Regions from separate parts of the Homo sapiens genome. Here region 2 is linked to region 1. The links are chromatin loops, found by intact Hi-C in ENCODE. Cell type or tissue: dorsolateral prefrontal cortex. All regions are shown on one strand. Links, peaks and the distances in the headings refer to the core of each region. The heading gives the core; the rest is flanking DNA.

Evidence for each region. Peaks named below come from ENCODE experiments on the same cell type or tissue, not always from the same donor. Only the 100,000 strongest peaks of a DNase experiment are listed, where the experiment ranks them.
Region 2: a loop joins it to region 1, with 2.3 times the contacts of the local background. A loop is called at or near these places in 1 of 110 quality-filtered maps.

Annotation. Positions count from the first base shown.
Region 1 is chr5:74,470,008-74,480,350 of GRCh38, reverse strand. The region is part of intron 2 of LINC01331 (long intergenic non-protein coding RNA 1331); the gene reads left to right. Among named protein-coding and RNA genes, the nearest start is that of LINC01331, 62 kb to the left of the region's middle. In dorsolateral prefrontal cortex, for the core only: no CTCF peak of the experiment used is centred there; no DNase peak of the experiment used is centred there; H3K27ac peaks cover 1,384 bases.
Region 2 is chr5:74,599,963-74,610,305 of GRCh38, reverse strand. No RefSeq gene overlaps it. Among named protein-coding and RNA genes, the nearest start is that of ENC1, 36 kb to the left of the region's middle. In dorsolateral prefrontal cortex, for the core only: no CTCF peak of the experiment used is centred there; no DNase peak of the experiment used is centred there.

The sequences.
Region 1 (10,343 bases), core at 3,380-8,379:
CACTCATAAGGCCCTGAGCCTTCCCCTCGAAGTCACTCACTGCATGCTTTGCTCTACTGAATGAGGCCAGTGGCCAGAAGAACTCAAAGTGTGGGTCTCTGGCCACCTGCAGCAGAATAACCTGTGGTACTTGGTACCTTTTAAAAATGCAGAGCTGCAAATCCAGACCTATGGACCCATCTCTGGGGATGAGCACGATCATCTGAATTTTCAGTAGGCTCCTTGATTATCATTGTTATTCCTGATGCTGAAGAAAGTTTGAGAACTGGCTCTCAGCTAAGGAATGTCGAGGGTGGGGGCTGTCTGGGGCTAAGAAAGCCTTCAGGTCCCCATATACACAAGCAGCCATTAACACCTGCTCTTCTGTCTTCCCTGGTCACTGCACCAACCCCTCTGCGGCCCCTGCACTTGAACCCATCATCTGCCTCCTCACCAGGTCTTAACAAACCCTTCTGGTTTCTCCTTGTAAGTTTTTACCTTAAAGTGTATTGAGAAATGATGTAATGTGTGAAGCAAATTAAATTGTGCATTATAAATTAAATCATTTTTTGACTTAGGAATGGGTGTGTGTGTTGGGGGACAAGCTGATGTGAGGGAGTTGGAGAGTTTTGTGCTTTTGTCTCAGGGCTCTGCCCTCATAGAATGACCCTGATCACGCTGATTCTTCCTGGATGATGGGGGTGAAGGTGGGAGTGCAATAGCCAGGGATATTCCATGCAGGGGCTGATATGAAAACATTTCCATTTCCATTCTTGATTTCATAGCTTTCATCTTGCACAGTTTGCAGCTAGAATCACGCTTGATGAAGAGCTTTTCTGGTTATTAAAAAAAAACAGAAAAAAAGTGAGATGGACATTTAGATGGATATGATTTCGGGGCAGTATGGCTATCTCTCTAGTGGTTTGGTTCAGATCTATAAAAACCGTAGCTTGCATTTCCTGAGAATAAACCAAGTCGTGGCTATGGAAAAGTGACCCAGAAGCATTGATGGATATATGGAGAAACCTATTTGGGTTAAAAAAAAATTCACCACAAGTGGATAATTTTGAGCTGATCTGATTTCAATGTAACCAACTAATATATCTGAGGTAATATGAGATAAATAAAAGGGAAAACAATGGATATGCCGCTGGTAGGAAGTTTCAAACTGAGGCCTGTCTCTGAGAATCACAGGTGAGACATTGTTACAGAGTTCCCTGTGATCTGGGAATGTAGAGAGTCACACTGAGTGTGTGATATGGATGTATGGTAGTCATCTTTATTTTCTCTAGGACTAGGCTGGCCCTGGATTCCCAGGCCTGGTACTTAGAGTGATATCGAGTAAGTCACCACCCTCACCACCCCAGGTTTGAAAACTGACAAAAGTTCTGCCTTCACTTCTGTGCATTCCTAGCCATCCTGTGCCAGAATTGAAATTGCTCTGGAAAATTCAGGGTCTCTAATAAGTGCTTGGCAAGGCAGCACTTTTTCTGATAGCATAGGGAGTAACAGCTTCCCAGACTGACCAGTTAACACATAGCAGAGATCACACATTGTAAGAAGGGAAATTAGCAGGGAAATATTACTGATACTTAGGGGACAGGCAAGACCCAGGGTGCAGGACTGATGGCAGCTAAATCCAGGTAGGGGAGGAGACGGCTAAATCCACGTAGGGGAAGAGAAAGATGGAGAGCACCAGGTCTCTGTAGATGGGGAGGGCCATATGGAAAATGTGGAAAGTAAAAATGAGGGCAAGAAAGGATAGTAGTAATCTTGTTATTTGCAAATGATGTATGGCTTTTCATAGCCATGTGTTCTTTTGATCATTCTGATATGGGAGGGGGGCAGGGAAGTGCTGGGTAGAGAAAGGCGGTGTCCTTGGCCAGGGCTCCACCCTTGGGCCTGTGCCCACAGACCTAAGTAAGAACAGGCACTCCTGTGTTCGCGCCCAAATGTTGCATTTTCCAAGACCACTCTGACCCACCATGCTCTGCATCCTGTGTCCATATAAACCTGAGACCTTAGTGGGCAGAAAAACAAGCAGCTGGACATTGAGAGGAGAAGAGGAACAGAGAGGCAGAGAGTGGCAGAGAGCAGCGGGGCGGCACAGCAGAGAGAGAAGAGGAAGGACATCTGGACACCAAGAGGAGTTCAGCTGGGGCCGTCTGAGAAGAGTTTGGCTGCTGGGGGGCTTGACTCCAAGGGAAGATCACCTTCCCACTCTATCCCCTCCTTCCTGCTCCCCATCCATCTCGCTGAGCGCCACCTCCATTACTCAATAAGACCTTGCACTCATCCTTCCAGCCCACGTGTGATCTGATTCTTCTGATACAATGGGCAAGAACTCAGGCTGTCACACTGGTCCCCTGCCCTAGCGATAAGGCAGAGGGTCTGTTGAGCTGATTAACACAAGCCGTCTGCAGACGGCAAAGCTGAAAGAGCACACTGTAACACACACCCACTTGGACTTCGGGAGTCGCAGACACCCACCCCTAGATGCAGCCATGGGGCCAGAGCCCAAAAAACGCTCCCCACGGTCTCTGCACCTGCCGTCTGCATACTTCCCCTAGGGGTTTGAGTGGTGGGGCAGTGAGCCACACCTCCGCCTAACGTCCTGCGAGGGGGATAAGGGAACTCTTTCAATTCCAAGAGCCCTCAAAGCGTGAGGGTGGTTGTTATCCCCATTTTACAGCTGAAGATACTGAGCCCCAGAGAGGTAGTGACTAGCTAGGACTAGAACGCATATTTTTGTCGCTTGTTTCATTCTTATATCCATATCTATTTCTCCCACTCTGTGCTTTTGACTAATAGACTCAAAATAACCTCAAACTAACTCTGCCTACTTTATAATTTTGCCCATGAATAGCCTGATCAGGGAACGAGAGGTTAGAGAAGGAGGCATACTCAACAGACTGGACATTTTGCCTAGGTTGACTTCTGCTAAATGATGTTCATGACTGATGGTGTTTTGTTAGGCTAAACTGCATAATGGTTCTTTAATGTGGGTAAGACAAGACCACCCAATTCACTTTTAACTGATGAAGCTGAAACCAGATCTTTAGAAATGAAAGGCATATGCATTAGCCTTGATAATAGATTTCCAGATGGCTGGAATCATACCTCTGTCTCTGCCTTTGGCCAGTGATATTGACCAATAAACTGCTTTATGTCAATAGATCATGAGATATAGTGCGAGTGAATGTTACATGTAGATAATAGCCTTTATTCAGGATCTTTTATGAAACCATTTAATGTACAACCTTCGCTTAAAGCTCTCAGAGGGGAAATGTTCCGAGAAACCTTTCTAGGGTGAAAGTTTTTTATGTGATTTTTTTTTTTTGAGAGGATAACACATACTAAAATTAAGCAAAGTGTACTTGAAAGAAGGAAAAAGGTGACGGATTTGTGAGTGGTTTTGAACAGTGCTTGTAGCAAACGGCACTGCTTTCCAAGCGTCCTCTCCACAGATGTAATTTTGAAAGCAGTTTTATGAGTGACACGCAAAAAGGTGGAAGAATATCCTTATGTAACTGTCATTTGCTCATGGAGAAGCATGATTATTTTCTACTCTGCTTTATGTAAATGTAAATGTGTGTTTCCGAGAAGGTTATTCTCCCCTGTGAATTAACATAGTCCATCTCAGAAGGGGTGATGAGTCGCTTACAAGTAAATTTTGACATCCTGGGATGTTTCTTTGACATTGAATTTCGGGAGATTGATCTGGTTAAGGCTGGTAATTGTGCCTCCTTCCTTGTGGGCTGTGTGCATATTTGCATGGGAGGGAAATGAATGCAAAGGCAGATGCAGAGTGCTCGCAGCACTTGGGAGTTGGCAGATGAACTCTTTTAGTGGTTGTTTTTTAAAAATTGCTTTGAGTGGTCTGGGGAATACATTAATTTAATATCCTCTTCATATTCAGAATATGTAACACCATTGTGAGAAATAAAACCCCAAGGTGAACAAGATTGAAAGTGAAGGCAGCGCTCTAAGGAGGAAGCCAGCTGGCTTGAATGGTGATGTAAACAGCCTTGGAGGTAGGAAAATGAAAAGTGCATCCCAGATATTTGTGTGTCTGTCACATTGGTGCTAGCAAGGGTGTAGAGATGTAAGAGATTTTACATCTTTACTGAGTCTGCAGCAAGAATCAGAATTGAAGGGCAAATGTGAGAAATGAGACACAGTTCGTAGGTTTCCAAGAAAGATAGGGTGACAAAATTGCCTGTCACTCCGATTTCAATACTTGTCATGCTGATCTGAAGAATAACATAACTGATCTAAAATTAGGACAAAATAAAAGTTTTTGATAATGCATGGCTCTTGATTTCACAGCTTTCTCTTGCACAGTTTGTAGCTAGAATCATGCATCATGAAGAATTTTTCTGGTTATAAAATAATGGCATTGAAATATTACAAATAACTGTGTCTACTTTCTTTTACATTTTGTTATCCATATAATTTAGACATAGATAAGTTTATGTAGTCATGGATGTTCTCTTAACTTCTCTTGTTTAACGGTTTTTATTTACAATATGGACAAAGCATCATTCATTCCTTCAACTCAACAAATATTCATTGGGTGCTTACTATGTGCAATGCTCTGTTCTGAGTGCTTTTTCAGGCTTATCTCCTCTAATTCCCACAAGCCTTAGGTCAATTCTCCAGAAATCAGACACTGAGGTGGAGATATATGATGTATGTGCAGAAAGTTTCTTGGTGAATGCCTTTGTGATCAACACCTATGGGGAGCAAAGGCAGTGAGACTGGGAGGCAGTGAGAGAGGAAGGAATTGCACTGAGATGTAACTGCAGCAAGGGTGTCAGCAGATCCCACTGGGTGCTCAAGCTGGGAAGGCCTTCGAGAGATGTATCTTCTTTTAATTTTTTTTTTTTTTTTTGACTGAGTCTTGCTCTGTTGCCCAGGCTGGAGTGCAGTGGCGCAATCTTAGCTCACTGCAACATTTGCCTCCCAGGTTCAAGCAATTCTCCTGCCTCAGCCTCTGGAGTAGCTGGGATTACAGGTGCGCACCACCACGCCTGGCTAATTTTTGTATTTTTAGTAGAGACAGGGTTTCACCATGTTGGCCGGGCTGGTCTTGAAATCCTGACCTCGTGATCTGCCCACCTCAGCCTCCCAAAGTGCTGGGATTACAGGCATGAGCCACCTCACCCACCCGAGAGTTGTATATTCCTGAGGCAAAGAAAGTAGGCTTTTATACATCCCCATCCCCCACCCACACACCCCATCAATGGTCATTAGATATAGATGCCCCCAGCAGAAGGTGTTACCCTGGGGAAGACAATTTCTCATCAGCTGAGTGCCATCACCTGTCAATATTTCTAGCAGTTGGGGACAGATGCAACAGCACTGAAGTGGGGCTATCTGGGCAGCCCCCCGTAACGTTCAGTATGGTATTATCTCCATTTTTACACAAGAAAACAGAGACTCCTAGAATTTAACCACATGCCCAAGGTCACACAGGTGCTAAGTTGAGGTGTCATGATGAACCCCAGGCAGTCTGATGACTCTCATGTGTCTGTGTTATACTCATAAGAGTAGACTAATATCCTGTAACAAATACCCCCTACATAGACACACTGAAATCCAGGGGCTTAAAGAATAAGAAGTTGATTTGTAATGGCTCGCACTTTGAGCTGCTATTTTGTCTCCTCCCAATTGCTGCAAACCAGATAAATAAACTAGTAAACAAAAAAGATAATTTTGAAGAGAGAAAAGTGCTCTGAAGAAAATGAAGATGTATTAATGTTGAGTTAATATATTGATGGCACTTTTACTTTCTGCCACCACCAGCTATCACACACACCGTGTGTATGGTGGAGACCACTAGTTCTCCCATTCGCCTACCTGGGCACACAGCTGATGTCATTAACCAGTTTCACTTGTAGTGATATGGGCCATTTCCCAGCCTGGCAAACAGAGCCCGTATACATCCTTCTCCATGCTCCTTCCTTATGCTTGTGGGCTTTAGTGGCCAGAGCGGTCTTGGAAGCTGGAGCAGAGTTAGGTCTGCTGTGGTCCTGGGTCTCTCAGTGATTCCATGGAGCAGACAGCCCTTGACCTAGAGTCCTCACCCTGGACTGCTACATGAGGTAATAAACATATTCCTTAAGCCCCTGGATTTTAGTGTGTCTGTGTAGGGGTATTTGTTACAGGATCTTAGTTTAGTCTCATGAGTACTGTGTAGAAATTTATTTAAAATACTTTAGTATAAGCTGTATAAGGTATGAGTAGTTATTACTAGGGTGGCATGATAATTTTATTTGTTGTCAACTTGGCTGGGACACAGTACACAGATATTTGGTTGAACATTATTCTGGATGTTTCTGTAAAGGTGTTTCTGAATGAGATTAAAGTTTTAAAAGGTGGATTTTGAGTAAAGCAGATTAGTATACATAATGTGAATGGACTCCATCCAGTCAGTTGAAGGCCTTCATAGAACAAAGACTGATGTCTTCCAACCAAGAAGTAATTTTGCTGGCAGATTGCCTTTGAGCTGCTTCTGTAACATCAGCTCTTCCTGGTTCATCAGCAGACTGCCTTTGGACTTGAACTCTAGCTCTTTCTTGAGTCTCCAGCCTGCTGGCCTACCCCATCAGATTTTGAACTCTCCAAGCTTCTGCAATTACACGAGTCAATTCTTTAAAATAAACCTCTGTCTCTCTGTCTCTCTGTATACACAACACACATGTGCATGTGCGCACGTGCGCGTGCACACACACACACATGTGCGCACACACACACACACTCGCATCCTCTTGGTTCTGTTTCTCTGGAAATCTCTGACTAATACAGGTAGTTGCTATCTTTGAAGCACCCAAGTGAGGGCTCTCTCTACTTCAGAGATAGATACCGCATCTTCATGTTATAGAAATCTATTCAAAAAGATTTATTAATTAGCATAAATAATTTTTAAAACTGGTGATACAGAGTGTATTAAAAAATGCATGGCTGGCTAAAGAGATTTTTCAGACACTATTGCCCTTATCAGTATGACTTACGAGAATTTGTCAAGCGCAATAGCATTAGGCAGAGCTCTGTTGGGCCAGGCCACATGTCCCCTGCCCCACAGAGGACTCTACTGAGCCTGATCCAACTAGGAGTCTAGCTGATTCTTCTGTTAGAGTTTCCTTGTGCCTACCTCTGAGTGAACCTCTCATGCAAGGAGTGTGCTGGTGAGCCTGAGGACAAAGAAGAGAGACCTTACCCAGCTTTAAGGGACTGGCTGTATTGGCTATTTTTTTGTGTTTGTTTACTAATCAGTATCATATAGGTGGCCCAATTTGACGTGAAAGTTGCCTTCATTCTAACCTAATGTATCCTTTTTCACCTTTCCTCTCTGAAGGCTGTCACTGTTTACCTAAAGAACTGACCGTTGTTGAGTGACGAGCTTGACTTTGATCAGTTTCCCCAGGAAGGAATTAAGGCAGCATAGAGCAGCATGGGCAAGAACATGGACGGTGGCTTTAAAGGACCTGGACTTGAGTCCCAGATCTGCTGCTTGTTAGTTGTATGGTCTCTGTGAACACATTCTTCCTTCTCACAGTTTCTTTATCAAGTACAGTCATCCTTCAGTTTCCACAGGGGATTGGTTCCAGGACCCTCATGGATACCAAAATATGTGGATACTCAAGTCCCTTATATAAAATAGTGTAGTATTTGCATATAACCTACATATATCCTCCTGTATATTTTAAATAATCTCTAGATTATTTATGATACCTAATACAAAGTAAATAACATGTAAATTGTTGCTATATTATATTTTTATTTGTATTATGTTTACTGTTGTATTATTTTTAATTATTATTTTTTCCAAGTATTTTTGATCTGCTGTTGATTGAATCTGTAGATGTGGAGCTTAGAGATGTGAAGGGTTGATTGTATGTATCTGTTTCCAGGGGCTGTTGGGAAGATCACATGAGCTAGTGTCCATGTTGTGCTTAACATAGTGCCTAAATAAATGTCCACAATAAGTGCGAATATTACTATTGTTAAAGAGTGGTTCTGTATATTGGAGGCTTTTAGATAAATGAGGTTGAATTTTTAAGCATTGTTACAAAAAGTAAACGGTTTTGATAGATACATTTCTTACTTGGCTTCTTAATAAAGAGAGTCAACATTGAGAAAACGGTCCTATTCTATGTTTATGTAAATGTTTACATATTCTATGTAAAAGCCCAGGTGTTTACTACCTAGGTATGAAGAGAGGGCTATAAACTAATTCTTTGAATTACCCTGAACAACATTTTCTGAGCTGTTTTGAGAGTTGTCACTGGCTGGGTGCAGTGGCTCATGCCTGTAATCTTAGCACTTTGAGATGCTGAGGTGGGTGAATCACTTGAGGTCAGGAGTTTGAGACCAGCCTGGCTAATATGGTGAAACCCCATCTGTACTAAAAATATACAAATTAGCTGGGCATGGTGGTGCACACCTATAATTCCAGCTACACGGGGGGCTAAGGCTTGAGCCTGGGGGGCAGAGGTTGCAGTGAGCCAAGACTGTGCCACTGCTCTCTAGCCTGGGTGACAGAGTGAGACTGTCTCAAAAAAAAAAAAAAAAAAAAAAAAAAAAAAAAAAAAAAAAAAAAGAGAGTTGTTACTATGATTTTGGAGACCTGAGTGTTCTGTGTTCAAATAAGTTTGAGAAATACTGGTGTATTCATCTGTTTAGGCTGCCATAAGAGAAACACAGTCTGGGTGGCTTAAACAATAGAAATTTATTTTATTTATTTTTTATCTGAAAAATTCAAGATCAAGGTACAGGCAGGGTTGGTTTCTGGTGAGGCCTCTTTCCTTGGCTTGCAGACAGCCACCTTCTTGCTGTGTCCTCGCATGGCCTTTCCTCTCTGTGTGCATGTTCCTGGTGTCTCTCCTTTTTATATGGACTCCAGTCCTATCGGATTAGAGCCTTACCCTTAAGACCTTACTTAACCATTATTACCTCCTTAAGGGCCCTATGTACAAATAGTCACATTGAGGGTTAGGGCTTCAACCAATAAATTTTGGGAAGATGCAATTCAGTCCGTGACAATTGAGTATGAAACAAAGATAAATGTTTGTTATAGGAATTTATTATCCTAAAGAGACTCTCCAAGAAGACATATGCTATATAGTGTTTCCCAAATGTATTTTTTCTTTGAGATTGCATTTTAATTTTTAAGAGTCACTTATTACAGATTTGGGAAAAACTGCTGTAAACTATTGTGCTAGTCCTGAATGTGTGTCTTGGTGTGTGCTCAGAGAAGGCTGGGGCAGGCAGGACTGTTGGTTTCTGTGCAAAATATCCCAGTTTGTCCTCACCTTCTAGTATTGGTTTTGATGCTGGTTTTTATAGCCATCCCTACCAGGGCAGTGAGATACCACTTTCTTTGCAATAGTGAGTATGTTGATCACAGCCTATCTTCTGTCATCTTGGCTGTTTTGGTTGCTACTCATGGTCAGATGCCCTTTCACGGCTCCCCTGGAAGGCTGAGAGTGTACGACATCTAAATATTAATAAGCGGTATGCCATTGTATTTAGAAAGCAGTTCTTTCTCTCCCTGAAAAAAATGGTAATACTAAAATATTATGCTCTTGGATTGACATTGCTGTAATATGATGTGTGCTCATTTGTATTCATGCAGAGCTTCAAAACAACTATCCTAGCCTGCAGATTCTCCTAATTAAATAGCTGGGAAAAGCATCTACCATTATCTCATTTGAACTTTCTGTAATTGCTTATTTCCTCCGCTGCTTCTTCTTTTTAATGTATAAATAAAGCTTTCGGATTTTAATTTCCCTGTGACTCTTCTTTACCCATAAATACTACCCTTCTTGACATTTTTTTCATCAGTTCATTTAAAATAAAAGTTTATTGCATTATCTTTTAGATGCAATGTCAAAAGGCAAATTGCTGTAATTCCCCATTATTAAGGAATTATTATTAATAAATATTGTGATTCATTGCTGCAAAACATTAAAGCATATAATTTTCTCCTCTGTGAAGCTTCATTATTTAACACATGTGAAGCTTCCATATTATTTGGTGGTAATATTTAGAAACACCATTCTCTAGAGGCAGGATATGTTTTAGAAATGTGGCCTCTGGAGTTGTAGAAACCACTTATTAGCTGTCAGAACTTGCATGATTTATTGAAATCTAGAAGTATCATTTTACGAATCTATAAAATGAGGCTATCTTATCATTTTTTTTGGATCTGTGTAGTTGCAAGGATGATAAAGTCATTCAAGAGAGTCTTAAAGGGAGGTTTTCTCCAAGAACATAGTATCAATTGATCATTAATTGACTGAATGATTGATTGATTCATTCAAAAATCTTGAGCACCCAATACATATCACAAGTACTGT
Region 2 (10,343 bases), core at 2,584-7,583, 130 kb before region 1:
ATAAAGGCAAGGTAAGTACATTCGTATCGATATACAAAATGTGACATTACATATGCAGACCCATGCCTTGTTCTCAGAGATTTACTGAAAGGCTGGTCAATTTCAAACAAAACAAAGTATTTACACACAATGGTTGCGTTCTTGAAAAAGTCAATGTGTATTAAAACTGTTAAAAATACCTTGTGTGTATATGTTAAATGGAGTTAGATATATGGCTCAGATAATTATATCGTGTGTTTTTTCACTTCCGTGATTGGACATTTTAAATGTGGGCAGAAGTTAGGGAAATTTGTCATGGGGACCATATCCCACACGTTGCAGGGTGTTTACTGCCTCTGGCCCCACCCACTAAACGCTAGTGGTGCCTCCCCATCAGTGTGACAATCAAATCCTCCCACAAATTTCCATATGGCTCCAGGGGTATATCTTTTCATTTAAGAATTGAGTTAGTCAATCCTCTGCTTCTCAAGAATTTTTAAAGCAAAGTTTTTTAGGCAACCTCCATAGGTCTCCATTTCAACAAAGTGGTCCAGAGTAAGGAGGCTACACGGTGGCCATATGACCACATAGTGGACACCAAAGTCACACCTGGGTTCCTGCAGTCTTGAGTTCTGGCTTCTCTGGCCCTCCCGTAAGTCCTGGGGATGTAGCTCTCAAGTGTTTGAGCCCCAACTACGTTATCAAATTCACTATCAGATTCATCAATGACTGCCTCATTCACTGACTAACATTTGGGAACAGCTGTGTGCATCTTGAGATCCTTTACTCGGTAGGGTTTTTCTTGTCCACTATGTCTGCCCTCTTGCTTCTTGCTGTGACAAAGCTTACTCGGCTTACTCTTGCTGAGAATTTGCATTTAGAAGAGATGGATGTATTTTATCTGTGCAGCTGAATAACATACAGACAAATGAGTCACACATGGTCAAATTTCAGGAGAAAACAGAGGACTCCTGGGGGAAATAAATCTATCATACCTGTGTAAATATAAGCAGGGAAAATGGTTTCTCGTGAGCTTGATTTGAACCACATTAGTTGGGCAAATTCCATATTTTCTTTCCCCCCACCCCAATCTCTGTAGGCTCCAGCAAATACAGCAGATGTAACCCACCTGACAGGAATGATGAGGAATGTCAGACTGAGAACGAAGGAAACGAATTAGAGAAGGGGAAAGATTTCTAAACTGATTTAAAATACAAGACAATAGCAATGCCAGTTCAAAAATTGACAGAGAGCCTCTAATGTGAATGATTTTTATACAGAATGTTTTATGCTAATTCAGAGGTTAGGATTTCATCTTAAAGTGCTTATGCAGGCAAAACTGACACCAATGATGGTTCAGACTGCATAAGGGATTTCAAGACTCTGGAAATGACTGCCTGAGCCTTAGAGTCATTTGCATTCAGAAGAGTCACTGAAGATGGATGTGCTTTATCTCTGCACCTGAATAACATACAGACAAGTGTTAGTCTTTGTTTATGAATATTTTCCATTACCCCTCATTTTCCAACATATGGCAAACATTTCTTATTGTTTTGCTCCATCCCCTCTTCAACACTCTGCCAGAAACAGCTGGCACATATCTTTTAATGTTTTTACTGATGACTTTTCTGATGCTCTGGATTTCTTCTTGTGATTGGAGTGAAAAAATTATTGATCTACCAAAGACATTAGTTCATGGTTGCTGAGATGCCCGAGTGTTTTTTAAATGAATAATCAATCACATTGCTGATTTCACCTCAGAAAATGGGCATCTTAGGAATTTTCAGAATTAATATTGACATAAACACCATTCTATACTCAAAGGATCGCCACATGATAATGTTCTAAATTGTGGTATTATACCTTTGTAGACTTCACTAATTCATATTTCATCAGAAAATGTGGTGCTCAAAATTGTGGGTACACAGATCATTTAACAAAACCTTGTTAAATCTGATATAGTGAAGTCTTACTAATAAAGTAGTGAAGGATATGCCATCCCAAAATATGCTGCATTGTTATATTCATTATTTTGAGTTGAAAATGTTGGAGAAATTATAGTTTCAGAAAGGGCTTGCTGACCTGTCTGTTCTTGCATGCAGCCAGCCATAAAGATTACTCCAGGAGGGGGGCCTTTCCTGTACCAGAGCAAGAAAATAGACCTTATCACCAGAAGACTGGGAATTAGGGCTGCAATGGACCCAAATAAGTAAACTTCCCAAAGTAACCCTTATCATCTACTGCTTTTATACTCTGCCATATATCTCCTAGGGACTCCCCTAGAATTTATGTCCCTGGCCAGTTCCCCTTTGTCCTGTCATTTCTTCACAAATTTATTGTTCTTTGTCTAAAAAGTATAAAAGCATCTTGCTTTGGCCATTTCTTCGGACTTCACTCTTAAAGTGGAGACCCCCGGTACATGTAAAACTAATGAAACTTGGCTGGTTGTGGCTGGCTCATGCCTGTAATCCCAGCTACTTGTGAGGCTAAGACAGGAGGATTGTTAGATTGTAGGAGTTTGAGACCAGCCTGGGCAATATAGTGAGACCCTAAAAACAAAGACAAACAAGCAAAAAATCCCCGCAAAACAAAAATGTATATGCTTTTCTCTTGCTCATCTTTCTTACGTCAGTTTGGTTCCTAGACACAGCCAAAGAGCTCACATGAGAGCTAAGAGAGAGTGGGGGTGATGGACGTGGAGGTGATCTCTCTCTCTCTCTCCTACACTAATTTCAGTTTAATTTTGATTTTACACAACTTTTCTGAGTTTCTGGAAAATAAAAGCAAATCTGAGTAAGGACTCAAGATTTTCAAAGATTTTTCAAGTGCACATTCAAGAAGCAGGGCCATCACATTTGGTGGTATAGGTTATGCATGGCACACTTGCTGACGTGATGGAGAGGCCCACTGAAACCAACATATGCAGATGAACCTGGACTCCTTGGAAGTCAGCACCTTCAGATGTCTTATATTTGTATTCTAAAACCTCCTATTGGCTGGGCGCGGTGGATCATGCCTGTAATGCCAGCACTTTGGGAGGCCGAGGTGAGTGGATCACCTGAGGTCGGGAGTTCAAGATCAGCCTGACCAACATGGTGAAACCCCGTCTGCACTAAAAATACAAAATTAGTTTGGCATGATGGCTCATGCCTGTAATCCCAGCTACTCAGGAGGCTGAGGGAGAAGAATTGCTTGAATCAGGGAGGCAGAGGTTGCAGTAAGCTGAGATAGCGCCATTGCACTCCAGCCTGGGCAACAAGAGTGAAACTATGTCTCAATAAATAAATAAATAAATAAATAAATAAATAAAACCTCCTCCCAACCTCTGTTAGATTCTCAGGAATATGTACTAATATGGACAGATACATTGTGGCAATTCTCTAGTACTTCACATGAGAGAAACTTTACTATTGGAATCCTCCCAAAGTAGGTTAAATCAAAATAAATGAATAAAAATCATAGTCAACCAGAGTAATATCGTTTGGAATAAAAGTAAAGGAGACTCAGAAACTAATTTTGAAGGTAATTGCAAATGAGGACTCTAAGAAAATGTTTTCAGTGAAATCAATGTACAACCTTCCAAGTAGTTACTTTAAAAAAACCCAAATGTCTGCTTTTTTTTCTTTTTTTTTTTTCTTTGAAATGGAGTTTTGTCCTTGCTGCCCAGGTTGGAGTGCAATGGCGCGTCTAAGCTCATTGCAACCTCTGCCTCCCAGGTTCAAGCTATTCTCTTGCCTCAGCCTCCCGAGTAGCTGGGGTTACAGGCATGTGCCACCATGCCCAGCTAATTTTTTTGTATTTTTAGTAGAGACAGGGTTTCACCATGTTGGTCAGGCTGGTCTTGAACTCCTGACCTCAGGTGATCCACCCGCCTCAGCCTCCCAAAGGGCTGGGATTACAGGCGTGAGCCACCACACCCGGCCCCATGACTGCTTTTTTTTTTTTTTTTTTTTTAAATAAAATGTTCTCATTACTTAATATTTTTATTTTACATTCAGTTTTTAATTTTCTATGCTTCTATGGACAAGAATATTTGACATCTATATGTATAATTGACACCTATAACTTCGTCAAATACTTTCTTGGGCTGGTGACTAAACCAAAGGGAATAAATTCAATTTTATCTCCTCTTTTTGCCTCTGTTTGCACATTGTGTATGCATGTATGTGCACATAGGTACACATACATATATATACACACACATGTATGTCTCCTTTATATACATGTGTATGAATAGGAGTATATACACAAAAGTATATACATGTGTATTATGATTGTATATGTACTTTTATATACACAGTCATGCATCACTTAACAACGGAAATACTTTCTGAGAAATGTGTCGCTGAGCGATTTTGTCATTGTGCAAACATCATAGAGAGTATTTGCGCAAATCTGAATGGTATACCCTACTACATAGCTAGGGTGTATGGTATAGCCTATTGCTCCTAGGCTACAAGCCTGTATAGCATGTTACTGTAGGCAAAATTGGAACACAATTTGTGTATCTAAACATAAAAAAGGTATAGTAAAAATACAGTGTTACAATCTTATACTACCACCATTGTATATGCGGTCTGTTGCTGACTGAAACATCAATATGCAGTGTATGACTGTACATAAAAAACATACATATAGAAAAGAAAAGAGGCAAGCTATAAGAACATAAGCAAGGAAAGACTATATGTCCAGTAAAAGGGTACATTGTGGTCAGTTTTAGAGTGGTTGAGTTAATTTGAGATAAAAATGAGTTGTATTTAAATAAGTATCTCAAATGAAAGTTGTATTATTTGTGTGATGGTCACAGGTCAGAATTAACATAAATGGTTCTCTATATTAAAATATTTTAAAGCAAAAACTGAGTTTTTTTTTCTTTTTCTTTTTGAGATGGAGTTTCGCTCTTGTCATCCATGTTGGAATGCAATGGCACGATCTCAGCTCACTGCAACCTCTGCCTCCTGGGTTCACGTAATTCTCCTGCCTCAGCCTCCCAAATAGCTGGGAATCCAGGCGTGCGCCACCACTCCTGGCTAATTTTTATATTTTTAATAGAAATGGGGTTTTGCTATGTTGGCCAGGTTGGTCTCGAACTTCTGACCTCGAGTGATTTACCCTCCTCGGCCTCCCAAAGTGCTGGGATTACAGGCGTGAACCACTGCGCCTGGCTGAAAAATTTTTTTAAATGATAACAGTGGGCTAATTGAAAATAAAAAGGAACATGAATATTAAAGAGAAAATCAATCTAATTAAACACATGAAAATTGTCAATTTCACAGAAATGCAAATTAAAATACTATCGTTTTTAGTTTTTTATTTTTGAAACGTTTTCTTTTTTTTTTCTTTCTTCTTTTTTTTTTTGAGCTGGAGTTTTGCTCTTGTTGCCTAGGCTGGAATGCAATGGTGCTGTCTTGGCTCACTGCAATATCCACCTCCCTGGTTCAAGTGACTCTTCTGCCTCAGCCTCCTGAGTAGCTGGGATTACAAGTGCCCGCCACCACGCCTGGCCATTTTTTTTGTATTTTTAGTAGAGACGGAGTCTCACCATGTTGGCCACACTGGTCTCAAATTTCTGACCTCAGGTGATCCGCCTGCTTCAGCCTCCCAAATTGTTGGCATTGCAAGTGTGAGCCATCGTGCCCAGCCCTATTTTGTTTTTAATTGACACATTATAATTGTACATATTTATGGGGTACATTGTGGTATTTTGATGCATATATACACTGTTATGACAATCAGTCAGGGTAATTAGCATATCCGTTATCTCAAATGTTTATTATTTCTTTCTGGTGGGAACATTCAAAATCCTCTCTTCTAGGTATTTTGAAAATATGCAATACATTGTTATTTACTATAGTCACCCTACTGTGCAATATCACACCAGAACTTATTTCTCATATCTAACTGTAACTTTGTACCTCTTCACCAACCTCTCCTCATCTCCCTTCTTTTTTTCCTCTGGTAACCACTGTTCTACTCTCTACTTTTTTTTTTTGAGACAGAATCTCTGTCACCTAGGCTGGAGTGCAATGGTGCAATCTCGTCTCACTGCAATTCCACCTCCTGGGTTCAAATGATTTTCCTGCCTCAGCCTCCCCAGTAGCTGGGATTACAGGCGCCTGCCACCATGCCTGGCTAATTTTTGTATTTTTAGTTGAGACGGGGTTTCACCATGTTCGCCAGACTGGTCTGGAACTCTTGACCTCAGGTGATCCACCTGCCTCGGCCTCCCAAATTGCTGGGATTACATGCGTGAGCCACCGCACCCAGCCTCTACTCCCTACTTCTATGAGATCAACTTTTTAAGATTCCACATAAATGAAATCATGTGGTATTTGCTCTTCTGTGCTTGGCTTATTTTACTTAATGTCTTCTACATTTATGCATGTTGTCTCAAATAAAGGATTTCATTCTTTTTATGGCTGAATAGTATTCTGTTGTGCATATATACCACAATTTTTTAATACATTCATCCATTGATGGACACTTAGGGTGATTCCATATCTTGGCTATTGTGATTAGTGCTGCAATAAACATGGGAATGCAGATACCTCTTCCACACACTGATTTCCTTTCCTTTGGATATACACCCAGTGGTGGGATTGTTGGTTCATATGGTAGTTTTATTGTTAACTTATTGAGGAACTCCATACTGTTGTCTGTAATGGCTATACAAATTTACATTCCCACCACAGTGTACAAGTTCCCCTTTATCCACATCCTCGTAACATTTGTTTATTTTTTGTCTTTTTGATAGTAGCCATTCTAACTGGGGTGAGATGATATCTCATTGTGGTTTTGGTTTGCATTTCCCCAATGCTTAGTGATATTGAGTACTTTTTCATAACCTGTTGGCCATTTGTATAACTTCTTTTGAGAAATGTCAGTCTTTTGTCCATTTTAAAGTTAGATTTTTTTTTTTTTTTTTTGCTATTGAGTTTTTTGACTTTCTTACATATTCTGGATAGTAATCCCTTTTTAGGTGCATAGTTTGTGAATATTTTCTCCCATTCTGTTGATTGCCTCACCACTCTGCGGATTGTTTCCTTTGCTGTGCAGAAGCTTTTCAGTTTGATGTAATCCTGCTTGTCTATTTCACTTTTGTCACCTGTGCTTTTGAGGTCTGATTAAAAAAATTATTACCCAGATCAATGTCATGAAGTATTTCCCCTATGTTTTCTTTTAGTAGTTTCATAGTTTGGGGTCTTATATTTAAGTCTTTAGTCTGTTTTGATTTGGTTTTTGTAAGTGGTAAGAAATTGGGGTCTAGTTTCATTCTTCTGCATGTGGAGATCCAGTTTTCCCAGCACCATTTATTGAAGACACTTCCTTTCCTCAGTGTGTTTTCTTGGTGCCTTTGTCAAAGCTCAGATAGCTTTAAATGCATGAATTTATTTCTGGGTCCTCTATTTTGTTGCATTGGTCTGTGTCTGTTTTTCTGCCAGTACCATGCTGTTTTGCCTAGTACTGTTTTGTCGTATATTTTAAAGTCAGTTAGGGTGGTGCCTTCAGCTATGTTGTTTTGCTCAAGAACGCTTTGGCTGTTTGGGATATTTTGTGGTTCCATGCAAATTTTAGGATTGTTTTTTCTATTTCAGTGAAAAATGTCCTTGGTGTTTTGATAGAGATTGCATTAAATTGGTAGACAGTTTTGGGTAGTTTGGATATTTTAACATTATTAATTCTTCTAATCAATGAACTCAGGATAGCTTTCCATTTATTAATGTCCTGTTCAATTTTTTAAAATCAGTGTTTTATAGTTTTCACTGTAGAAAAATTAGACAACTTTCTTGGTTAAATTTATTCCTATGCATTTTATTGTATTTGTAGTTTTTATAAATGGGATTGCTTTCTTGATTTCTTTTACAGATAGTTTGTTGTTGGCATATTAAAATGCTACTAATTTTTTCCTGTTCTCCTTGCTTCTCAACAGATGCCACAGAATTTTAACATAAACATAATATTTACAAAAGCTATGTCACAATGGGGAAAATATTTTTGATGGGATGTTACATAAAAATAAAATAGCACTAGGAATTGTATGTCGAGTGTTATCCTGCAACCTTACTGAATTCATTTATTAGTTCTAACAGGCTTTTGGTGGAGTCTTCAGGGTTTTCTATATATAAAATCATGTTTCCTGCAAACAGGAATAATTCAACTTCCTCCTTCTCAATTTGGATGTCCGTTATTTTTTTCTCTTGCCTAATGTCTCTGGCTAAGACTTCTAGTACTGTGTCTTGCTCCTGATCTTTGAGGAAAAGCTTTCAACTTTTCCTCACTCAGTACGATGTTAGCTATGGGTTTGTCACATGTGTTTATTGTGTTGAGATATGTTCCTTCTACACATATTAGGGTTTTTATCATGAAGGATGTTGAATCTTATTAAACACTTTTTCTGCATGTGTTGAGATAATCATATGGGTTTTATCCCTCATTCTGAATGTGATGTATCAGGTTTATTGACTTATGTTGAACCATCCTTGTATCCCCGGGATGAATCCCACTTTATCGTGGTGAATGATCTTTTTAACGTGCTGTTGGATTTGATTTGCTAGTATTTTGTGGAGGATTTTTGCATCTATGTCCATCAGAGATATTGGCCTACAGTTTTCTTTTTTTGTTGTGTACTTGTCTGGTCTTGGTATCAGGGTAATGTTAGCCTTGTAAGGCACAAACTAAGACAAAATACCATCCTTTCTTTCTTTTTTTTTTTTTTGCCCAAGAAATTAGTAAAAGTTGCACTTAGTAAATGGTGAGAAAGTGAGAGAGAGAGCGAGCTGACAAGGATGGGTGCTTTCATACATTGTCAATGGGAGCATAAATTGATATACTATTTGAAAACACAATTTGAACTATATACATTTTAGGAATCTTTAAAAGTTTTATACCTTCGACCCAATTATGCAACATCTAAGAGTCCTTACTATGAAAGTAATCCCACTGATTAAAAAAACTTCTAGTTAAGGCTGGGCATGGTGGCTCATGCCCATAATCCTAGCACTTTGGGAGGCCAAGGTGGGTGAATCACCTGAGTACAGGAGTTTGAGACCAGCCTGGTCAAGATGGTGAAACTCCATCTCTACTAAAAATAAAAAAACTAGCTGGGTGTGGTGGTGTGTGCCTATAGTTCCAGTTACTTGGGAGGCTGAGGCAGGAGAGTTGCTTGAACCCAGAGGTGGAGGTTGCAGTGAGCCAAGATGGTACCACTGTACTCCAGCCTGGGCGACAGAGTGAGACTCTGTCTCAAAAAGCAAAACCAAAACAAACCAAAACAAACTTCTAGTTAAAAGGAATGTTAATGGGGGCCCTAAATGTCCCACCACAGAAGACTGGTGAGGCAAACAATGACATATTCACTTCATGAAATATTGTACAATTATTTAACATAATGTTTACAAAAGGTATGTCACAACAGGCAAAATGTTTATGATGGAATGTTAAGTAAAAATAAAATATCATTCAGTTGTATGGGGAGTTAAATCAGTCATATTAAAAAGAAGAAAAAGTAAAACCCAAAAATAATGTGTAAAAAAGGCTGAAAAGAATTATATCCAACAATAGGCTATGGTTTTATTTGGCTAATGATGTACTTTTTTTTTCTTACTTTTCTAATTTTCTTTATAGAACAAAACCTACTTCTAAAATCATAATTCATTTATTAGTTCTAATAGGCTTTTGGTGGAGTCTTCAGGGTTTTCTATATATAAAATCTTGTTGCCTGCAAACAGGAATAATTCGACTTCCTCCTTTTCAATTTGGATGCCCCTTATTTTTTTCTCTTGCCTAATTTCTCTGGCGAGACGTCTAGTACTGTGTTAAATAGAAGTGGTGAAAGTGGACATCCATGTCTTGCTCCTGATCTTTGAGGAAAAGCTTTCAACTTTTCTTCACTCAGTACGATGTTAGCTATGGGTTTGTCGCATATGTGTTTATTGTGTTGAGATATGTTCCTTCTACATATATTTAGGGTTTTTATCATGAAGCGATGTTGAATTTTATTAAACACTTTTTCTGCATTTATTGACATAATCATATGGGTTTAAAACCTATCCAATAATAACATACTAAGTAGGCTAAGATAAGTGAATGGTGCAGCTCCTATTCTGGTGTCAGATGAAAAATCCTACCTTTAAGGGAAATGGGTGAATTTTCCAAAAATTCTCGACATTGACATGGTTTAAGCTGAGTCATTACAATTAAATATGAGGTATAAAATGGACAATTATCTAGTTGTGTTTGTCACTTTGTATCCTTTTTGGTTGCCTGAGATGGTTCTGTTTACCAACCACCAGTGAGCCGCCATTTACCCCATGTTGTGTCAGTAAGCCAGACTCCTGGATACCTGCACAGACTGGATTCTCAAG